3 separate regions of the Homo sapiens genome follow, and regions 1 and 2 are each linked to region 3. A link is a loop called in an ENCODE intact Hi-C map of the cell type or tissue named here. Cell type or tissue: heart right ventricle. All regions are shown on one strand.

Evidence for each region. Peaks named below come from ENCODE experiments on the same cell type or tissue, not always from the same donor. Only the 100,000 strongest peaks of a DNase experiment are listed, where the experiment ranks them.
Region 1: it touches region 3 in a loop (4-fold over the local background); 16 of 110 quality-filtered maps call a loop at or near these places.
Region 2: it touches region 3 in a loop (2.7-fold over the local background); 5 of 110 quality-filtered maps call a loop at or near these places.

Annotation. Positions count from the first base shown.
Region 1 is chr5:152,501,988-152,509,987 of GRCh38, reverse strand. No RefSeq gene overlaps it. Among named protein-coding and RNA genes, the nearest start is that of NMUR2, 100 kb to the right of the region's middle. In heart right ventricle, a CTCF peak has its summit at 4,328 (motif pointing right); a DNase peak (open chromatin) is centred at 4,367.
Region 2 is chr5:152,333,906-152,341,905 of GRCh38, reverse strand. LOC105378237 (a long non-coding RNA gene) reads right to left here and starts at 4,239. Exons shown (of 3, transcript XR_944433.2): 1 at 4,043-4,239. In heart right ventricle, no CTCF peak of the experiment used is centred here; no DNase peak of the experiment used is centred here.
Region 3 is chr5:152,267,139-152,275,138 of GRCh38, reverse strand. LINC01933 (long intergenic non-protein coding RNA 1933) reads right to left here. Exons shown (of 3, transcript NR_109876.1): 2 at 7,784-7,874; 3 at 4,690-4,944. Among named protein-coding and RNA genes, the nearest start is that of NMUR2, 130 kb to the left of the region's middle. In heart right ventricle, a CTCF peak has its summit at 3,520 (motif pointing right); DNase peaks (open chromatin) are centred at 3,498 and 4,825; H3K27ac peaks cover 3,479 bases.

The sequences.
Region 1 (8,000 bases), 230 kb before region 3:
CTGGCCAATATAAGAAGACCTTGTCTCTACAAAAAATTGAAAAGTTAGCCAGGCATGGTGGCACACATCTATAGTCCTAGCTACTTGGGAGGCTAAGGCAGGGAGGATCATTTGAGCCCAGGAGTTTTAGGTTGCCTTGAGGGTTGATCATGCCACTGCATTCCAGCCTGGTGACAGAGGGGAACTTGCAGTTGGCATTGGTCAACAGAAAGAGCCCAGTTCTTCTCCACAACAATGCCTGATCCCACATCACACAACCAATGCTTCAAAAGTGAATGAGTTGGGCTACAAAGTTTTGTCTCATCTCCTATATTTACCTGACTTCTCACCAACAAACTATCACTTCTTCAAGCATCTCAGCAACTTTTTGCAGGGAAAATGCTTCCACAACCAGCAGCATACAGAAAATTCTGAGAGTTCCTTGAATCCCAAAGCATGGATTTTTATGCTACAGGAATAAATAAATGTTTCTCATTGGCAAAAATATATCGATTGTAATGGTTCCTATTTTTGTTAATAAAGACGTGTTTGAACCTGGTTATAATGATTTTAAATTCACGGTCTGCAACAGCAATTACTTTTGCACGAACCTAAGGTGTATAAAACAGTTATGTAAGAAAGGCTAAGTGGGGTTTTGGTAAAGTTCAAAATACTTTTCTTCTGAAGAATAACAGTTGTTGGTTATTTTAGTAATATCTCATTTCAAAAGTGACCAAAAATATTAGCTTATAAACAAAAGACTAAGAAAGGCTTAGTTGACAGAGCACCTCACTGCAATTGAGGAGATCAAGTTCTACATCAGCAAATGCCACTCACTTTAGGTGATCTTTAGCAAGTGACTTCTTTGCTCTGAGCCTCATTTTTTTTTTTAAATATAAGACTGGACTAAAATGATATTAGAGTTTATTACAGCATTTGCACCCTGATTGCTGAAGTCAGAGGTTTATGACATGAACAGGCTTGATTACAAAATCCAATCTTCCCAAGCTTTCAGTGATCCATTCTACTTTTTTGAGTTCTTGGAAAGAAACTCCTATTTTATCACACTCACAACACAAACTAAGAAATTCTAAGGTTAAATGGTGAGGTGATAATCATATAACAGATAATTTTCAATTCCAGTAATTCCTGAGCACCTGGAACTGGGCACTGTTCTGTCCTGATAGAGCTTTCATTAGTCTAGTTGATGAGATAGACAGTAAATAAGATACATAAGTAAAATATATACTAGAATAAATAATGTTAGGTACTGAAGGTGTAAAATAGAGCACAAAAACGGGAGGCTAAGGCAGGAGAATGGCGTGAACCCAGGAGGCGGAGCTTGCAGTGAGCCAAGATCATGCCACTGCACTCCAGCCTGGGCGACAGAGCGACACTGTCTCAAAAAGAATAAAAAATAGAACACAAAAAGGGAATAAAAAGTATTCTTAGGTTAAATCTTAGAATTAAAATTTTAGATAAGATGGACAAGGAAGACTTCAGTGAGATGGTGATGGCAGAATAAAAGAACTGAAGAAGTGACCCATGCAGATATCTGGTAAAGAACATTCCAGACAGAGGAAACCACAGTACAAACGCCTTGAGATAGGAACTCACCTAGTATGTTCAATAAACAGACAGCTTGCCATTGTTCTGACTACAGCAGAATGAGCATGAGAAACAGTAACAGGATATGAGCTTGTTGAAGTAATTGGGGGCCTGTGATCATGATAATGACATTGACTTTTATTCTGAGTGAGGTGCAGAGCTATTGGAAGATTTCAAATAGAGACTGTATTTTCATAAAATCAGTTTGTCTGCCCTAATAACAATTATGTGTGTGTATGTCTGTGTGTGGGTCTCTGTGTGTTTGTGTGTGTATGTATGTATGTGTGTATGTATGTGTGTATGTCTTTAGGGGGATGCCAGGGATGAAGGGAGTCCAGTTAGAAGGTTATTGTGATCATTCCAGAAAAAGGTAATGGAGACACTGATCAAAGTGTTTGCAGGAGAAAAGGTGAAAATATGGCCCAGTTCTGGGTATATTTCCAAGAAAGAGATGTGAGGATCTGCTGAGAAATCTGATGTGGGGTTAGAAAGAGTTAAAGAGTTAAAGGCTTTTCTTTAGTGAGCATTCACACATTTCCAGTTGGCCAGTGTGAGGATGTTCATGCTTGACCAGTGTTATGATCAAATATTCCCCTCCATTCTAAGCAACTGCATTGCTTAATCAGAGTTGTGAGATCCTGAAGCTGGACAGAACCATAAAAAAATGACCTGGGCTCATTAGTGGATTATCAATGGAGGTGACAACTTTCCAGGAAATTTCAGATCCTATTCTATGCTTCTAATATGCGTGAACTTCAGCTTCCTTACCTTTGGGTCAGAGCATCTTCGCAAGTCATTCTTGCCTGCCTTATATTTATAGTCATTAATTCAACAAACTGAAGCATTACAGATCTAGCTCCTTGAGGGCAAAGCTAATACTTTTCTATTTCAGAAAATAGATATACATCTCCTCTCTGCACAAGAGTATGAAGTAACCAATAACTGAGTTTTGTTTTCTGTCCAGAAACCATGAATAAAAAATTATTATATCCAACCGTTTCTGACTCAATACTATTAACACAACTATGCTTCCTAGAAAAAAATATATGGATATTACAAAAAAGCAAACATACACAACCCAGAATAACAACTCCCAAATCTGATGGGTCATGTGAATCACCATGGGATTCTGCTGAGGATATAAATCTCTGTACCCCTTAACCTAGTAAATCAAAATCTCTGGCAGCAGAACTTAAGCACACATATTTCTGATACATTTCTCTGCTGAGTCTGATGCTCCTTCAGGTTTAGGAGCCAGTAGCTGAGCATCTCTGTGTTTGTGGACCACCGCTAATAGCACTGGTCTAGTGAAAGCAATGGCCTGTATTATTCTCACAATCACCCACTTGCTGGTGTTTTGCTCAAGAAGGTACCCTAATACTGGTCAGTCATAGAGCCCCTGGCTGTTCCATTTACTCCATCTGGTCTGGAATCATATTCAAGTGGAAGTACATTAGCTCTCTGAATGTGCTCAGCGGTAAGCTATAGCTGGCTCAACAGAGTTTGAGAAGATCCTCCTAACTTCTTGCTAAAAGTTAATGGACATGTATGATCCTATTGAAGTGATGGAAATGCTCGAAAAAAGGTTTATGATGATATAAATTTAGCACCTGGTAAATTCACTAAAAAAGAAATTATTGAATTGTGTGAATGGTGTATATGGTGTGTGAATTAAAATAGGCAAATTATATGATATGTAAAATATGGCTCAGTAACATTTAAAAAATGACCCTCATCTCCTGCAGCTAGAGGGTAGACAGCTAAAAATTAGGCACAGGGATTAATTTTAGAAGAGGCAGAACTTCAGAGAAGACCGAATTCTTATTTTAGACACGTCTTTTATGCCAAAGTGAGGCCCCTGATAAGAAAAGATGTCTCCTACTTGGGATGAGGTTATTTGCATATGTGTTCTTAGATACGTTGAACAACAAGAATGCCAAGATAATCCTGAATCCTTTGGGATTACACAAGTGGCCCATTTTCCCTTACTTGATGGCTGTGAAGAAACCCTAAGTGCAGTAGGTCCCTTAAAATGCAATGCTGGCTTTTCTCAGGATCTATCCTAACCTCCTTTCTAGGCACCAGATCAATAACTCATGTAACATCTCATCATGACCCAACTGGAAAAGTTACGGATATGCTAAAAGAGAAGATGGAGTCTCAGCCAGTGGAACCATAAATGTGGTTTACACGTTCTGGAACCTAGAGAATCTTTGTGTTAGATAAAGGTGGAGAGGAATGGATTATAAAGTTAGGTAAGAGGATTTGTTGGTATGGGACAGTATTCTCAGGCAAGATTTAACACACTGAAAAGACTCTGGGAGAAGGTTCTAATATTTTGCCAAGGTGATATTTGAAAACTTGGAAAAAGACATAGCCAACCTTAAAAATAGAGATAGCAGAATTGCCTTGGCAAACTGTGGAGAATAGAATCAACAGGCACAGAGAAGTGGGTATACTAGAATGTTTCTACTACATATTAGAAAACCTACTGGCTGATTAAGTTCCTCAGAAGGGCTCAGAGGACGTTTCATTTTACTAAAGAATTAAGAAATGCAGTACTCACAGCACTGCTCCAATGAAAGCAACGGCCAGTATTATTCTCACAATCACTCACTTGCTTGTGTTTGGAGGGGAGGGGACCAGCATCATTCATAGTTCATCAGTGGTGGCATCTGAGGCTTACACTGACAATAGGAAACGCTATTGCAAAACTGGGTTTTCTAATAGCAATGGGAGATAGATTACATACTGACGCCAGGTGGCAGCACTTCAACATCAAAAACAGTAGACGTAATTACCATAATCAGCGGCAAGGTTAGAATGGCAGCTACAGGGGTGAGCCATACTCTGGCCTGCAGGATTCTATGGCGTTGGCTTGTAAAACGTGATGTTCCTAGGGGCAATGTAATTGGTCACCTCAATGGATAATTATGATCCCTGTCCAGTTTCCAGGCCTGAGCATTCTCACACCCAGAACCCATTGACTGAAGAAGTAGGCAAGTCTCCTATGAGGAAAAGACACTGCAACATCACGAGAAGTATATATAGCAGTGATTTCAACCAGCTCTTCCCCAGAAATACCTATCACCATTTTCTTGGGTGACAAAACACTGGGGTAAAGGGACTATTCAATTCATTTGAGGGCTGCTGGATACAGGGTCTGGGTTAATTAATACTGATATTAATTACTGATATCCAAAGAAGTGAAGCAGTATTATGTCCTACCTATGAGACTCAGGGATTAAGTAAATAATAAATGGATTTCTAGCTCAGGTTTCTTAAGTCTCTCCCATGACCACCAGTTGGTCTGTAGATCCAAGACCCTGGATCTACAGACCAACTGGTGGTCATGTCCCTAGATCCCAAGTGTTTTATTAGAAAGGACACAATTAGCAGTTGGCAGAACCTTCACATTTCTTTCTTAACCTGTAGGATAAGAACTATCATAATAGGAAAGATTAGGCTATAGCCACAAAAACTACTCCCATGTCTAGCTAAGATGATAAATCAAAAACAGCATTGCACACAGGTGGCATGACAGATTAACATCATTCTCAAAGACATAAAGGTATAATCTTGGCACTATTGGGGGCCAAGATGGGAGGATTGCTTGATCCCAGGAGTTTGAGACCAGCCTGGGCAACATAGAGACCTCATCGCTACAAAAATTTAAAAATTTAACCAGGCTTGGTGGCGCATGCCTGTAGTCCCAGTTACTCAGGAGGCTGAGGTAGGAGAATTGCTAGAACCTGGGAGATCGAGGCTGCAGTGAGCTGTGATTATGCCACTGCACTCCAGCCTCGGTGACAGAGTAAGACCCTGTCTCCCCCTAACCCAAAAAAGACATAAAGGATGTAGGAATGATAGTCTCCCTCATAATCTTACATAATTAATCAGTCTCATCCCTGCCAAAAAAAAAAAAAAAATGGACCCTGGCAAAACAATAGTGGGTTAAACAATAAATTTCCCAAGCAGAAGTCTCCACTGGGTCTTCTGTGCTGAATGTGATACCTTTACTGAAACAGGTGAGCACAGCCTTGGGTCTGTGGTGTGTGGTTAATAAATTATTTCCCCTGCTCATTAGAAGAGCTTCTCCTAATACTGGAGCATCTCTTGATACTCCTGTGCCTAACTCTTACTCTAAATGGGAAAGTTGATCAAGCACAGCCTGATAAAGGCATGATAACCAGCTCTTCAGACATATTAGAGATGAGGATCAGCCTAAGGCAAGCCACCTATACCTGAGAAGTGCTAGCGGAGAGGGAAAGGAGTCTAGGATCGGGGGCAGAGAAAGGAGTTGAGTATGTTTCAGCTCAGGACTAACTACTGCAGCAGGTGCTGTAGTTCATCCCACTAATCCTTCTCTTAAAAATTTCCCAGGACTCGGCTGGGTGTGGTGACTCACGCCTGTAATCCCAGCACTTTGGGAGGCCGAGGCGGGAAGATCACTTGAGGCCAGGAGTTTGAGACCAGCCTGGCCAACATGGTGAAACCTCGTCTCTACTAAAAATATAAAAATTAGCCAGGCATGGTGGTGGGCGCCTGTAATCCCAGCTACCTGGGAGGCTGAGGCAGAAGAATCACTTGAACCCGGGAGGCAGAGGTTGCAGTCAGCCGAGATCATACCACTGCACTCCAGCCTGGGTGACAGAGTGAGACTCCATCTCAAAAAAATAAAAAATAAAAAATAAAAAAATCCCCAGGACTCTTGAACCCAGAATCCTGGAGAGGCCATAACTGGATAAAATGAATGTCATATGAGAAGCAAGTGGTTCTGAGCAATGTGTAGGGAGGACTACAGAAGGCACCACAACACCCTATCCAGCCCGGCCTGGGTGTGCCCTGGGCTGGCATACCCAGACCCCAGCCTCTGTGAGGCGCTGGCTGATTGCTCACTCTGTGCCTCTCCTCTGGAGAACTGTCCCAGCTGACAAGAGTGGCCTCCCCCAGAAAGTTTTGCATGCAACACCTTCTGGAGGTAGCCCACAGCCAATGGCTGACTCATATGTAGTACGAAGGGCTCACCCCTTTGCCTCAAAGTGTGAGGACTCTGCAGGACAACTCCCTGGGCAGTTTATGCTCTGGAATTCCCCACATCCTCACAGATCAGGTCAAGATTAGGCTTCATGTGGGGCCACATTCTTCTCCCCTACTTCCCCTTGGTGCTTCACTCTCTTTTGTAAGTTTACACCTGAATCCTGGTCTGAGGCTCTGTTTCTATGAGACTTGCCCTAAGACACATGGTTTAAATAAGACATAGGTCTTTGGGGCCCCCAAAGAAGAATTCAGGGACTAGGCAGTTTCAGTGTGATATTAGAGCAGCCCCCAAGTCAGAGACCCAGGCTCCTCTTTCTTCCCTTCAACCTTACTTCATGGCTGCTGCCATCACACCCACATTCCACCTAACAGAAAGTCAGGGTGAGATAGCAGCCGAAGTGTGCACCTCATCATGCTTAGTCTTGCTTAGAAGCTTTCATGGACACCCTATTTGATGGCTTTGTTCACATCTAGTGGCCGCAGCCCCCATCAGTAAGAGAAACTGGGAAAGGTAAGCTTTCAGCTAGCCACATAGATGCTACCCATTAACAGCCTATTAGAAAGGAAGATGGGAGAGCAGAGATGCTGGCAGTCTCTGCTACGGGCCCTACAGTCTCTGCTACTATGGCAATGGGGCCTGACACAAGGATTGAAACCTCCTAAGACAGTAGTCTTTTATAGATCACCTCACCAGAGTCACAACTGATCAGGAAGTATGGTGAGAAGAGTATATTTACCTAGTAGAAGTAAAGAAACAATAATATGTGGAACCAGACATGGCTCCCGGGCAGTCTGGGACCTATTCATGGGTTCGTGTATCTAATTCTAGACCATAGAGGTAGGGATAGGTAAGTGCCTTTTGATCCCAAATTCTTCCTATGAAAGCCACTTTTTCTCACCCTCAAGGCATATGCTTTGTTCTCTAAGTAGAACTTGCTGCATAAAGCCTTAACAAAAATGCCCAGGGCTCAGCAGAGCTTACATTTTATTTATTGTACAACTTTTAAATGCTACAGATTCATCCTCAGTACAACTAATTATCATATCAATGAAATCACGGTAGAATTACCAGAACCACTTTCTCTGTCCAAAGAAGACTCAATAAGGAAAATAATTATATCAAATTTCTGCTTAACATAAAAAAGTTAACCCCAAACTGTTTTTTCCCCCAAAGATTCATTAAACCTTGAGGACCAAAAAATAGCTGAAGAGCTTTAATGTATAGTAACATTTTTCTGAATAATCTTATCACCATTTCTTGAATTTGAGAATCTTCTATCCTATAATTCTACCTCTCCAAGTCCTAATAATGTGCCCATTCCAAACAGATCACTTCAGGAATAATCACACCAGCCATAACTACATAATACAGC
Region 2 (8,000 bases), 67 kb before region 3:
TGATAAGCAACTTCAGCAAAGTCTCAGGATACAAAATCAATGTACAAAAATCACAAGCATTCTTATACACCAACAACAGACAAACAGAGAGCCAAATCATGAGTGAACTCCCATTCACAATTGCTTCAAAGAGAATAAAATACCTAGGAATCCAACTTACAAGGGATGTGAAGGACCTCTTCAAGGAGAACTACAAACCACTGCTCAAGGAAATAAAAGAGGACACAAACAAATGGAAGAACATTCCATGCTCATGGGTAGGAAGAATCAATATCGTGAAAATGGCCATACTGCCCAAGGTAATTTACAGATTCAATGCCATCCCCATCAAGCTACCAATGACTTTCTTCACAGAATTGGAAAAAACTACTTTAAAGTTCATATGGAACCAAAAAAGAGCCCGCATCGCCAAGTCAATCCTAAGCCAAAAGAACAAAGCTGGAGGCATCACACTACCTGACTTCAAACTATACTACAAGGCTACAGTAACCAAAACAGCATGGTACTGGTACCAAAACAGAGATATAGATCAATGGAACAGAACAGAGCCCTCAGAAATAATGCCGCATATCTACAACTATCTGATCTTTGACAAACCTGAGAAAAACAAGCAATGGGGAAAGGATTCCCTATTTAATAAATGGTGCTGGGAAAACTGGCTAGCCATATGTAGAAAGCTGAAACTGGATCCCTTCCTTACACCTTATACAAAAATCAATTCAAGATGGATTAAAGATTTAAACGTTAGACCTAAAACCATAAAAACCCTAGAAGAAAACCTAGGCATTACCATTCAGGACATAGGCGTGGGCAAGGACTTCATGTCCAAAACACCAAAAGCAATGGCAACAAAAGCCAAAATTGACAAATGGGATCTAATTAAACTAAAGAGCTTCTGCACAGCAAAAGAAACTACCATCAGAGTGAACAGGCAACCTACAACATGGGAGAAAATTTTCGCAACCTACTCATCTGACAAAGGGCTAATATCCAGAATCTACAATGAACTCAAACAAATTTACAAGAAAAAAACAAACAACCCCATCAAAAAGTGGGTGAAGGACATGAACAGACACTTCTCAAAAGAAGACATTTATGCAGCCAAAAAACACATGAAAAAATGCTCATCATCACTGGCCATCAGAGAAATGCAAATCAAAACCACTATTAGATATCATCTCACACCAGTTAGAATGGCAATCATTAAAAAGTCAGGAAACAACAGGTGCTGGAGAGGATGTGGAGAAATAGGAACACTTTTACACTGTTGGTGGGACTGTAAACTAGTTCAACCATTGTGGAAGTCAGTGTGGCGATTCCTCAGGGATCTAGAACTAGAAATACCATTTGACCCAGCCATCCCATTACTGGGTATATACCCAAATGACTATAAATCATGCTGCTATAAAGACACATGCACACGTATGTTTATTGCGGCATTATTCACAATAGCAAAGACTTGGAACCAACCCAAATGTCCAACAATGATAGACTGGATTAAGAAAATGTGGCACATATACACCATGGAATACTATGCAGCCATAAAAAATGATGAGTTCATGTCCTTTGTAGGGACATGGATGAAATTGGAAACCATCCTTCTCAGTAAACCATCGCAAGAACAAAAAACCAAACACCGCCTATTCTCACTCATAGGTGGGAATTGAACAATGAGATCACATGGACACAGGAAGGGGAATATCACACTCTGGGGACTGTGGTGGGGTCGGGGGAGGGGGGAGGGATAGCATTGGGAGATATACCTAATGCTAGATGACACGTTAGTGGGTGCAGCGCACCAGCATGGCACATGTATACATATGTAACTAACCTGCACAATGTGCACATGTACCCTAAAACTTAAAGTATAATAATAATAAAAAAAAAGAAAAAAAAAAGATTAAAAATAAAAAATAAAAAAATTAAAAAAAAAAAAAAAGGTATTGTCATCCCCATTCTGGAACTCTGGTCCTAGGACATTTTGACTTACTTTTATTTACCCACAACCAGTTGTTAGTCTTTTGGAAAGTTAATGATCACTTTGAAAAACGAAATGTATGTGCCTTCTGTTTAGCACAATATACATATGAAATATATGTATATATACATATAAAATATTCAGTGAAATATACCTATAAAAACTTTTCAGGGGAGTGTCTTGGCCTTCTAAAGCCCATACTTGGCCATGCTCACAAAACTAAAATCCCCTGCCTTCCATTTAATAATGTCCATCCTTGATTTAACTCTCAGCGTGTTACTTCTTCCTGCTCCTTTCCTATTTTTACCTGTTTTCTTCAATTCTTGCTACATGCAAGGGTTTTCAGCCGTTCCCTTCTTGCCTGCCTCCATCCCCCCATTAAGCAACATAGCTCCATAACTACTAAAAATAAAAATATTTGGGTCAATAATTTCAAGTATACATTGCCAGAGCTAAAAAAAAATAGTTGCAATATTATACAGGGAAGATCCTAAATTATCTTCCCCTCTAATAATTACAATTCCTCAGACTCCAATTTACATGCTATCTTGTCACGTCTACTTCTACCATATCTGAAGCCAACTCTTAGTTCATAATAATGCCTCCAAGTACAGGGCAAACTTGTTACTGTAGCTTATAGCATCTTTTCTTCCATGAGAATATATCCACAATATCTCTTCCAAAGGTAGCACTTCATTGGGGTCTATGCTGAAATTCAGCAGGTACCCAGAGATAAAACATTGTTTCTATAAGTGATCAACATGTTTAATCAATGGAAAGACCCTGGACTTTTTCCTGTCATGTAGAACTATATATACTACATGTGAGACCTTAGGCAAGTCCCTCTGAGCCTTGCCTTAGTTATCTGTAAAATGGGAATATGAATAGGAGTAAGGGTGATGGTAAGCACTGGATAAGAAAGCCTGTATTTACCACCCAGGAGTCATTTATCAGTTGAACACCTATTAATTAAGAACTTGCTATGAGTTGGCTGTCACACTGACACTAAGAATGCAACTATGAGATAGATGTATTGCATGCCCTAAAGTTGCTTGCCGTGTTTTCAGGAAAGCAGATCTTGGCAACTGTATGTTGGAAGAATACACAGGATGTTCTAGGAACCCAGAGAAGGAACACTCAGAAAAATACTTAGCACACAATAAGCACAATAGCAAATGTCAGTTCTCTTCCTCCCTTAGCTGACAGGTAGACAGACCTTCCAGTAACAAAACGAATAATCTTTTTACAGATAGTGGGTGCCCTAGAGGGTAAGTTGTTGGTAATGCCTGTCTTCTCAGACACTAACAGGTGTCATCTCCCATCATCCATCCAAAAAAAAGCAAGCGGGGGAAATCCCCAAAGCTTCCTTAGGCAGAGGAAAAAGAGCCATTTAGAACAAATGAGTTGAGCCCAACTGTTCACTCCATTCATTAGAAGACGTCATTGTCCTTATCTTGTGGCCAGGAGAGCAATAAGAAAGAAAACAGCCAGGAAAATTAATTAGGGCCCAGATAATTTTAGTAAAATGTTATTAGAGGTCAGTGTAAATTGTGGGGAGGGGAAGATGTACTGCCTCTGGGACACCTAGTCCTGTTTTAACTGGATGGCTCAGGTCTAACCAGTCCAAAAAAACACCCACTGACTCCCAAGCATTGCTTGTAGGGCTTATTTGCTTATAGTTGAATCATATTTCTTAGCCTTCTTCCTCCAACTTGCACCTTGCCCAACATCTGCTCCCATCCCACTTTTCTTAATGACCCCCTGTCTTCCATTCCAGGAGCCCCTACCTGAAGCACATTTGTGGCACTTTCTCTGTTAGACAAGTGCCCAGACAAGAACCAGGCTTTTGGTCCCAGATTCTGCCACTAATCTACCATAACACTTTGGGCAAATCTATCCTCCTCACTTGGTCTCAGTTTTCTTATGTGTAAAATGGGAAAGCTGGAATCGACTTTTCATTATCTCTATTATCTTTCTACTATATTTGATTCTAAAAAAAAGGTACATGCATGTCCTATGATTTCAATAGAACAGTTTTAATAGCTGATGAGTAAGCACCCTTACCTGACATTAGATAACAGGATGGTATTGCTTTATGTTTGCTCCCATTGAAAATTCAAATCCAAGTGTTTTCATCCATTTTGTGCTGCTATAACAGAATATCTAAGATTGGGATATTTATAAAGAACAGAGATATATTTCTGGCAGTTCTTGAGGATGAAAAGTCCAAGGTCAAGAGGCCACACATCTGGTGAGGGCCTTCTTGCTGCATCATTTCATGGTTGAAGGCAGAAGGGCAAGAGAGGAAGAGATCAAACTCACAGCCTCAGTCTCTTTTATAATCAGTGTTAATCCATTAAAGAGGGTGGAGTTCCATGACCTAACCACCTCCCATTAGACCCTACCTCTCAACACTGTTGTATTGGGGATTAAGTTTCCAACACAGGAACTTTAGAAAATATATTCAAACCATAACACAAAGTAAAGGAGTTGACTTCTCTGCCAGATATCTGATGTGAGCTAGCTTTCTCTTTCGAGCTTCCCGCTCATCCTTCCACAGCCCTGTCAACATCCCAGCTTTCCTTCACCTGTATTGCTGGATTAGTTCCTTACATTGGTGTAGTATCTTATTCTTATAAAGGAAAGCAAGGCTGAGAAAACTTAATGGAATTGTTAAAGTCATGTATCAATTAAGTGATAGTCTAAACTCAGACTCAAATCTAACCATCGCTTTTTTCACTGTATTACAATGCTCCTCTTAGACAGCATTAGAAATTTCAAAACTGATAGTTCGACATTTCAAAACTAACATTCTAACAGTCTAGGATGGCAAGAGGGTGATACTAATTTAAAAATCACTAATGATTCCAGTCTAAAAAATAATTCAGTAATGAATAAAAGTATAGGAAAGACAAAGACCAGGTATGTAAGGAAGGAAAACAAGCAATTTTTCTTTGGCTTCACCAAAGAAGGTGAAACCAACTCTAATGGAGCTAAATCAGCTCCTTGGCAATAGGAAAAAATATTGCAAATGCAGTTTTGAGATTAAATTTTTTAAAAAGAGCAATGTAAGGATTTTTTCCTTCTCTTTTAGTTTTTTTATTTGCTCTTTTATTAATATTCTATATTTCATAGTTACAGAAAAAACCTCCTATTGCATAGTGAAAATAAATTGGTAACATCAGCATTTTCTCTTCACAGCTGGGTCCCAGGTTGGTAATGTTTTTCTCCCATAAAACCATAATCCTATAAAATTTAAGGTTATTAAGTTGCAGGTGAATAATTCATGAAGCAATTATAAAACATTTATGATGGAATATTGTGAGCTTCCAAATAAAAGAAAACATTTGGGGTCGCCAAATTGACAAACTTTGGGAGCTGCGTTTAGATCTCCCCTGAGGGACTGAGATGGGCCTTCTCTGCGCTTTGCAGCCTTGGACATTCAGAGACAGACTAAAGTCTCTCCAAGAGATTTCTGAAAGACACCTCAACAACTCAGTCAGCCGTTGTCACAATCAACTGAAGAGATGTAAGTACTGCCTGCTGATAATAATAATGGTGAGAAGAACAAAGCTTTGGAGAGTATATTCTGTGTTAGGCACTGTGAAAATCACTTTACATGCATTAGGGCACTAATCCTCACAATGACTCTCTAAAATCAACATTACTCTTATCAGCCCCATTATTTTGCCCATGAAACAGGATCAACAAGCTTAATAACTTGCCAAAGATCACATATGCAGCCAGTGGCTGAGCTGAGATTCAAACTCAAGCAGTCTAACCCTTGAGCTGCTACTCTTAATCACAATGATGTACAGCCAGGCAAGACAGGGGCTGGAGAATGAGGAATTATGACATCACTAATGTGTCATTTACACACAGTTTGTCCTATTCGTCGAGGCATTTTTACATGTATTATTCGATCTTCACAGGCTTCTACAGCATTATTGTTGGGTATTGTCGGACAGATGTTATTGTCTCCATTTTGCAGATGAGTAAACTGAAGTCCAGAAAAGTTAAGTGACCCAGTTAAGGTCACATAGCAAGTCAGTAGAGGAACCATAACTATAGCTTGAGGGCTTAATTCTATTGATGTATCCTGCATAAAATAACAGAGCTAGAGAAGAGTTTCCTTGCCAAACCTCCCATTCAATACAGCATCTCTGAAGACAGATCTCCCAATTTCTATTTGAGCACCCCCAGTTATAACAACCTCCTTGATTAGTGCAAAAATGCCTTCCACTGTTGTGAAATTCTGAAAGGCTTTTTATCCTGTCAGTATTTGTCTCCTTACAACAGACTATTGTTTCATCTAGAAGGACATAAATCTTCTCGCTTCTCCTTTCTGCAGTCACATACCACTTCCTCATAGCAGGGTTTTCTCCCATCACTTTCAGCTTAACATCTTTACCCTGCAAACTTCAATTATTCTTTATATTCCATGTGTTTTTAACCTATCTCCCTTCTTGTCTCTCTGGATGTGCCCCAACATGTTAATGCTTCCTTCCAAACAAAATTGAAACTTATCTCCAGTGACATGTTTGGAGCTGAGTACTCTCTCCCTCCTACGTGGAACTGTGACCATCCTTCCCTCTATTGATAGAAGTGAATCTAGCTGCAATCCCATTAACTATTGTCCCAATGCACTAATGTGAAGCAGGTGCCCTATGTCAAAGATTTTTCATTTGAATTGCTATCAAACTAAGTTACCTTTATCACATCTCTCCTCTGTACACACTCACTTCATCTCCTGCAGCATATGGTAACTTCAAAACATCTTTCAGCACAGGCAGAAATAGAATTCCCAACACTATCCATTTATCTGCATTTTCTCTGCAACACTGAGCAGTAAGCATGGCCTGAGCCTCTGATGATGTTCAAAGTAGTCCAAGGAGACAGAAGACAAAATGCCCACTGAGGAACAGGATGAATAATTCTCTCTGATGGAAGATAACTTTGTTCTATTAGATTCTCAACATGATGTGGCTTTGTTTCAGGGGCCAGTATCTGATCATTGCCTCCATGCTATATTGATGGTCCATCTACTCTTCCGGACTGAGAGGGATCTTAAGGACATCTTATCCAATCCCCTCAGTCTAATAGCAAGCTGAGGCCCAGAGAAAAGAAGGAACTTGCCCAATCAGTGCTAAAGGTGGGACTCAATCTCAGATCTCAGGGCTCCAAAGCTCTCTCCACTACATTTGAGTGTTAGAGATCATCTAGTCCAACGCTGCATTTATAGTTGGGCAAACTGGGGCACAAAGAGAAAAGGTTTTTCAGCTCAGGAGTGCTCACAGCAAGGACAACTCAGGTTTTGTTACCAATGTTTTTCATTGAAGAAAAAATAAAATATTATTTCCTGCATTTCTGTGCTGGATGAGGGCATCCAGTCCATATTACTGACAATAATGCCCGCATGGTTTAACTTCTTCCTTCAGTACTACAGGCATCTTGCAAGAAGAGCCAGATCTCATCTTGACCATTATATCACCTCTACATGTTTCCCAATAAAAATAGACACGCTTGATTCTCTAGGTCATGCTGGCCTCATTATATGAGACTACCAGGGAGTAGAAGTTCAAGTCAAAGTAGAAATGACAGGGAACTCCAAATGCATTCTCAGTCAGCAACTTCTGTCTGACCATCGATGACACTGGCCTAAGAATTCACTCCAGTCAGTCTCACACAGAAAGCCCAAAGATGAGTACTCTTTAAACAATTTCATCAATGAAAGCCCCCACAAGCACACTCAATTGTCAATATTCTGCAAATACTCAATTGCCAATATTCTTCAAGCAAAATTTTATTATCCATTCTCTGCAGGCAACACACTGTTACCAGCCCCCTATCATGAATGCCCATTTTTCTACCTGTTTTGTGCCTCTTGTGAGGATAATCTGTATCTCCAGGCAGAATTGCATCACTGTGCTTAGGAGTTAGCCATAGGATGCTGTTGAATGAAGCAAAGAAGGATGAGCAGGTGTCAGTAGGGAAAACTATATACAGGAGTGGCTTAGGGTGA
Region 3 (8,000 bases):
TTGTTGAAAATTAATTGGCCACAGTTGTGTAGGTTAATTTTGGATAAGGAGTTAATATCCAAAATATACAATTAACTCAAACTACTCAATAACATGAAAACAAATAACTCTATTTTAAGGGCAAAGAAGCTGAATAAACATTTCTCAAAAGGAGACATAAGAATGGCCAACAGATATATTAAAAAATGTTCGACATCTCTAATCATCAGAGAAATGCATATTAAAACTAAAATGAGATATTACCTCGTGCCTGTTAAATTAGCCATGATCAAAAAGATGAAAGATAAGTGTTGATGAGGATGTGGAGAAAAGGGAACCCTTGTACACTGTTGGTAGTATTGCAAATTAGTACAGCCATTTTGGAAAACAGTATGAAGGCTCTTCAAAAATTTAAAAATAGAATTACCATATGATCCAGCAATCCCACTTTTGGGAATATATCCAAAGAAAATGCCATCAGTATGTTGAAGAGTTATCTGCACTCCTATGTTCACTGCAGCATTATTCACAATAGCCAAGATAGGGAATCAACCTAAGTGCCTATCAATAGATGAATGGATTTTTTAAATGCAGTATATGCACACAATGCCATACTATTACTCCTTAAAAAGCAGGAAATCCTTTCATTTAAGATAATATGAATGAACTTAGAGGACATCATGCCAAGTGAAATGAGCTAAGCACAGAGAGACAAATACCACATGATCTCATCTCGTTTGTATGTTGGATCTAAAAAAAGTTGAACTCAGAATTAGAGAGTAGACAGCAGACTAACACAGGAACAAAAAACCAAACACTGCATGTTATTACTCATAAGTGGGAGACGAACAATGAGAACACATGGACAAAAAAAAAAAAAAGTAGAGAGTAGAATGGTGGTTACCAGAGGCTGGAGGTGGGGCAGGGGGTTGTGGACAGGGAAAGGAGAGATGTTGGTTGAAGTTTCAGTTAGGAGGAAAAGGTTCTGGTGGTCTATTACATAGCATGGTAATTACAGTTAATAATTCAAAAGACTGGATTTTAAATCTCACCACAAAGAAACTGTAAGTATTTGAGATGATGGATCCACCTAATTTGATCATTTCACAATGTGTTCATGTATTGAAACATCACATCACATTGTACCCCATAAATATGTATAATTAACATTTGTTAGTTAAAAATAAAATTTTAAAAAGGCAAGTGAGAACAATCATGTAGCACCCTGTAGGCCACAGTGAAGAATTTGAGTTTTATTCTAAGGTGGCTGGAAGCCACTGAAAGTTTTACGCAGGGTAGGACACTATACAACTTATATCTTACAGAGATCATGCACTTGACTTATAAAAACACTCCATGCAGGATCCTTCCTATTCTTTCCTGGTTTGTAGAAATCTCTGAGGCCCTAAAAGAGCTCAGAGTATCAAGACAAAGGTACCCTGTTGGGGCTCCTAGATAATCATATGAGTGGCCCCATGCTAACCAGGAACACTAATGTTGAGTTGTTATGGAGTAAAAATTCACTTTATTTTATTAAGCCAATGAGAAAAGAAAGGAGGAAAAGAGAGAGAGACGGAATAAGAGGAGGAGAGAGGGAGAGGGAAGGATTATTCTGGCTGTTACATAAAGAATTCAAATGTGGGGTCAGGGAATGAACAAAACAGGAAGTATAAAGACCTTCTCTTTATTTCCCTTGTAATACTTTACATAGAACAGGTTCGTTCTCTGTCTCTCTGTCTCTTCTTTCTTCCTTTCTTCCCTTCCTTTTCTATCCCTTTCCTTCCCTCCCTCCCTCCTTCCTTCCTTTTCTTTCATGGATTCAGTCAAAAACCAGCTAAACTATGGCACGAACAAGTAGACAACCACCTTCCTTATAGACGCTGGCTGTTAGGGAAAGCAACAGAAAATAAAAGTGGCAGCCCAAGTTGACCTAAGACAACATCCACCAGGTACCCTACTTCCCCTTTCAGAGCTAGGTTTGATCTTTTTTTCATCAGATGATGATGATGATATCAAACCTCAGACTGCCTTTTCGAGTCCTTGGCAGATACGCAACATTGGCTTTCACACCATTGACTACAAAAATAACAAGGCACAGGTAATTGAGTTGCAGTCTGTAACCAGGTAATTGCTAACCCAGGACCTCCTTTGCCAGATCCTCCTACTGCCCAAGCACTATATGTACATTACATGTGTATCTATATTCATATTTACTCACCAAGAAGCATTCATTAAGCACCTACTTTGTACTAGGCACAGTTCTGAGTGCTAGTTATACAATAGTGAGGCAAATAGACAAAATCTCTGCTCTTTTCTCACTACATTAGTCAAAAACCACGGACAAGACAGATGAGACCCCTAGTCTCATAGACAAATACACATCATTTCAGATGCAGATAAAAGGTATGAAGAAAATAATAGACTGTAATAAAATAGAGTGTCTGAAGAAAGAGCAGCAGAATGCAAAGTGGGGCAGGCATGGAAGCTGGCATTCTTTTACGGAGGAAAGAGGTGATAAACAAACAAGCAAAATGTGTCCAATGGATAAAGCAGGGAGGATTGGAGCAATGATGAAAAGAATATTAAGAAGTGGGTTAATATAAAGTCATGTTTTCAAGCCTTGTGATTTTTTAGTTATGGGGGTCAGGGAAAAGAAAGGAGTCAAGGATGTCTCCTCTACTTCTGGTTTGTGCACTGGATGGTGGTGTCATTTAGGGACACTGAAGGAAAACCAAATTTGTGGGGAGAAGATCCTGAGTTTTGTTCTGAACGTTCCTCTGTGATGTTCAAATGGCGACATCAAGTAGATAGACAATCAGCATCAATGACATTCAGATGATAATTGACATTTTGAGCATGGATGAGAGTTCATAAAAATCTGATCTACACTGCAGGTTGGTATGACAGCCCCATGAATTTGTTCATGAACAGACTCTTCTACTTTCCTCTCTACCATCCTAAGATTGTGGCCCTTGTCACATGGTTCAAGATGGCTACTAGAGCTCCAGCTGTTAAGTCTGGTCAGGCAGGAAGCACACTAGTGTTTCCTCTCTGCCATTAGCTTGCTTTTAGGCCTTAGCAAACTCATTTCCCCCCTTGGACCAGTTTGTCCATTCAATTTGTCAAGTTCCTTGTTGTTTTATCACATCCTGACTCTGTGTCAGAATGGGAGTTGACTGGCTTCCAACCAAAGCCAGTCAACTATTTAACTATTTCATTTCTTATTGGTGCTTTGGATGGGAGTTTTCCAGGGAACTCAGGGTAATTGCTTTTGTCTCTGTTTCCCAAGGGGCTGACTTTGATTCAACACTCTTCTCATCTGCAGGTTAAATTTGGGTCTTTTATCTGCATTAAACTTACCGGGAACTATCCTTTATGTGGTGTCAAACACATCACATGGCTGGCTATTACTGGCTGAATTTAGACTCGCCCTTTCAGCTAAAGATCCTGGGTTGTGCTCTGATGGTCGGGGCTGAGCAAGTTGACTTTCATCTCCCTTGGGATCCTCTCTCTGAGAGCTGTGGGTAATCTGAACCAGCCACTGGGTGTCAGCATTGCTTTGTCCATTTAAAGGAAAAGTAGATATTTGTGTGGTTTGGGAGTTGTTCATGCAGTAAGTTTGGGCTCTAAAGTGAGCACAACCACTTTACAATTCACATTTTACACAATTCACATTTTTTTGGCACTTAGCATCAACCAAAGGAGTTCGCTTCTCTATCATTACATCCGGACTCTTCCTGCTCGTTTTGGCTCTTCCATGTCCCTCACCTGGATTACTGCAACAATCCCCATTTCCAGTTTTGTGTTGCTGAAGTCTATCTTTTTCATCCAGTTACAATCAGGACTGTAACAGGCTCATTTGCTAATAATAAGCCACCTGTCACTGGAGGTTTGCAAACAGAAGGAGGAAAACTACCTGGCAGGAATTTTTGTAGAGAAAAATTTATGTAAATAAATGTATTATAAATATAAATATAAACACACATATATGTTATATATATGTATATAGTCACAGGTTATAAATATTTGGTCCACAATGGCCAGCATATATAACAATGGTCCCATAAGATTATAATAACCTATGTTACTATATCTTTTCTATTTTTAGATATGTTTAGATACACAAATACCATTGTGTTACAATTCCCCACAGCATTCAATATAGTAACAAGTTGTACAGGATTGTAGCCTAGGAGTCATAGGCTATACCATATAGCCTAGGTGTGTAGCAGGCTATACCACCTAGGTTTGTGTAAATATGCTCTATGACAGCAGTCCCCAACCTTTTTGGCACCAGGGACCAGTTTTGTGGAAGACAATTTTCCCCAAGCAGGGAAGGGGGATGGTTTCCAGATGAAACTGTTCCACCTTGGATCATCAGGATTAGATTCTCATAAAGAGCACACAACCTAGATTCTTTGCATATGCAGTTTGCAATAGGGTTCATGCTCTTATGAGTATCTAATGCCTCTGCCGATCTGACAGGAGGCAGAGCTCAGGTGATAATGCTGGCTCACCCACCACTCCTGCTGTGTGGCTCAATTCCCAATAGGCCACAGACCTGTACCAGTCTGTGGCCTGGGGTTTGGGGACCCCTGTTCTAATCTATCTTTTTAGCAAAGAGAAAACATGTCTCAGGCTCAGAGCCTTGGCAGGTATATTAGCTATCTATTGCCACATTAATATCTGTAGGAAACAAAAACAACTCAGTGCCTTTCAACAATAAACTTTTATTTAGCTCAGGAATCTGCAGGTCTGTCTTTAAGACCAGTGGTTCTTTGTTCTTGGTCTGGACTTGCCTCAAAGTCATGCGGTTACATTCACAGCTGGTTCTTGGCTGGGATGACTGGACTCTGCTTCATGTATTTCTCACATCTTTTCAGTACATTATCCCAGGCATGTTCTCATTGCAGAGGAGCTATCCCAGTCACACAAGAGTTTTTCACGCTTCTGTATGTGTCAAATCTGCTAAAACAACATTGGGGAGAGCAAGTATTATGGCTGAATTCAGAATCAAGAGATGGAGACAGGAACTTGCCTAGTAGTGAGGGAGACCCAAAGTCATGTGGCAAAGAATATGACACAAGGTGGGATGAAAGATTCATTAATGGTCTCAGTGCATCTACTAGAGCAGGCAAGGTTGTCTAGCCAGAATTTAGTAGAATGTCTTTTGTTGTATTTTTTAAACTTTCTTTTGTGCCAAGTGATGAAGGTTTTCAATGACGGTAGTAATACAAAGTTTCTTTTAAAAAAAAATTTGAGACAAATGTAGGTGAATGTAAAAAAATCTTTTTCAAAAAGTAGGCCATGTTATACAGAGGTATGGCAAAAGTTATCAGAGGAAGGGAGTGACAAGTTAAGAAAACTGAAACAGGATGACTGTAATTGAGACTGCAAGCAGGGGATGCATGCAAGAAATGTTGCAGACTAAGCAAAATCAGGTTACTCCATGTGAACACACTCCATGTGTTCTGCTGAGTTAGGCTAAACAAACATTTGTTGAGTGTCAACTACCTGCTTGACACAGTAGCAGAAGCCCGAGTAATAAAGATGAAAAGCTCAAAATCCCTCCTAAGGCAGTAACTATAACTTTGACATACTAGGGTAAACTGTACATATAGTTGATGTGTTTCTGGGTATCTACAGAAATAGCACTAAGCTTAGGCTGGGAAGTGGGCTTTGGGAAAGGACTTCCCAGAGAAGGCTCTGGAAGGATGAATAGAGGGTGCCCTGGTGAAAAGGGTAAGAGAGGCAAGAAGGGGGGTCTCCAGGCTTGAGCCTTTAAAGGCATGCAGAATATAAAATTCTCCTTGGAAATTTCATTCTTACTGAAGCCCCATGTTTGAGACAGGACATGAGACTAACTGTTGGGAGCAGCCAGGCGTAGACATCTCTAAGCTAGAATTCTGAGTTAGGCAGCTTAGAATTTATCCGGTTATGAACAACAGGGAGTCATGGAAGGTTCTTAAGCAGAGAAAAGACACAGTTAGTTTCGTGTTTTAGAAACTTGCCCACCTATCCCTGCATCCAAAGAGATATCACATCTAATCTAGCCACATTTAGCTATATATAAAAATACACAAGCAGCCATGTGTCACTTAATGATGGGTATACATTCTGAGAAATGTATCATTAGGCAATTTTATTGTTGTATAGACATCATAGAGCAGGGGTCCTCAAGCCCCAGGCTATGGACTGGTACCAGTCTATGGCCTGTTAGGAACTGGGCAACACAGCAGGAAGTCAGTAGCAGGTGAAAAAGCATTATCAGCTGAGCTCTGCCTCCTGTTAGATCAGTGGCAGCATTAGATTCTCATAGAACCATGAACCCTATTGTGAACTGTATATGTGAGGGATCTACGTTGCATGCTTCTTATGAGAATCTAATGCCTGATGATCTGAGGTGGAATAGTTCCATCCCAAAATCATCCCCCAACCATCTGTGGAAAAATCGTCTTCCACAAAACTGGTTCCTGGTGCCAAAAAGGTTGGGGATGGCTGGATTAGAAAGTATTAGAGAAGTGTTACAATGTACACACAGGTCAAGACATCACAGAATAACCCACCCTCCATGCCCAATGTACCCCATAAATATACACAATTATTATTTGTCAATTAAAAATAAACAAAATTTAAAAAGAGAAAGTGTTAGAGAAGTGTTAAAATACTAGCACCCAATTCAGAATGTCTCCCTGAAATAATTAGACAGAATGAAATGAAACTGCAAAGGGAATAATTGTCTCACTTCATAACTCAAATGTGATTTATAATAGTTTACATATAAAATTACCTCTCCCACACTTTGTGATAGACTGCCCTAGTTCTCACCATTTCTAACTTTTTTGTGAACAAAGGATGCTTCCAAAATTGTCTTAGGCTCATTGCCTAAAAACTAAAGCCCAAATTTGATTCAAATTCTAGGTGTTCCATGATTGGTCCCAGCTTTGCTCCCCGCCCCACGCTTACACCCACTGTGTCCCTTTCTTTGCATAACCAGTGCAACAACCCAACTTCTTCAATGTTTATTGAGCACCAATGGCAGCTGCTTAGGCAGAGCCAGACCCTAGCTAGGAGGTGGGGGAAAAGGTGATGATTAAGATGCAGCCTTCACTTTTATCAAGCTCTCAGCTTCTAAGTAAAACATGGAAGCAGCCACATAACTCTACTGTAGTGTGTAAAAAGTAATTCCAGAAAACTATAGAAATCCATAGGATTGGTATCTAACACAAACAGTCAGAAGTAGGTGAAGCTTGATTTAGAGATGGATCTGAAGGGGAATTCATGCCATTATATAAAACGAAACCTCTCCAGAGTCTTCTGCCACAATCTGGAATAAGTATATACTTTTCTGGACCCCTATCGTACTTCATAGCACATCTTTTATTATTTATACTTCATTCATCCATTCTCTTAGACTATTGACTCTTTGAGAACATTGATCATTTATCTTTGCACCCACCACAGCAGTAGCAGGTCATGAAGCAAATACCAGATACTGGCACATGTTTGGTTGATGGATGGGTGAATAGATGGATAAATGGATGGGTGAAAGAGAAGCTTTTGGCACATTTAAGTGTCTTCATTTAGGTAGCTACCTAATCCTGCGATTCCCAAATCTGGCAGCCCATGAAGTGTATTTAGGGAGCTTTAAAATATATATTCCCTGGGACCTGCTTCCTTAGAATATTCTGATTTGACAGACATAGGGTGGGTCTCAGTAGCCTATATTTTAGCACACTTACCAGAAGATCCTGATGCATCTGGTCCAAGGACTGCATGCTTAGGGATCATAAGGCTAACTCACCTGAGTGTCACATTGGCTCCATACTCTCACGTGTCCTATTTTTGAGATGCTTGGCCTCCTTTTCACCGATGGTTCAGCCTACTCAGATAATCTGCAAGAGGAAAGTACACTTATGACTTGGAAAATTCCATAAGGAGTTGTAACAGCAGTAATAACAATAATGTACTGCCTGCCATGTATTATATATCTAGCAAGTGTCTGGCATTCTGCTGAGTGC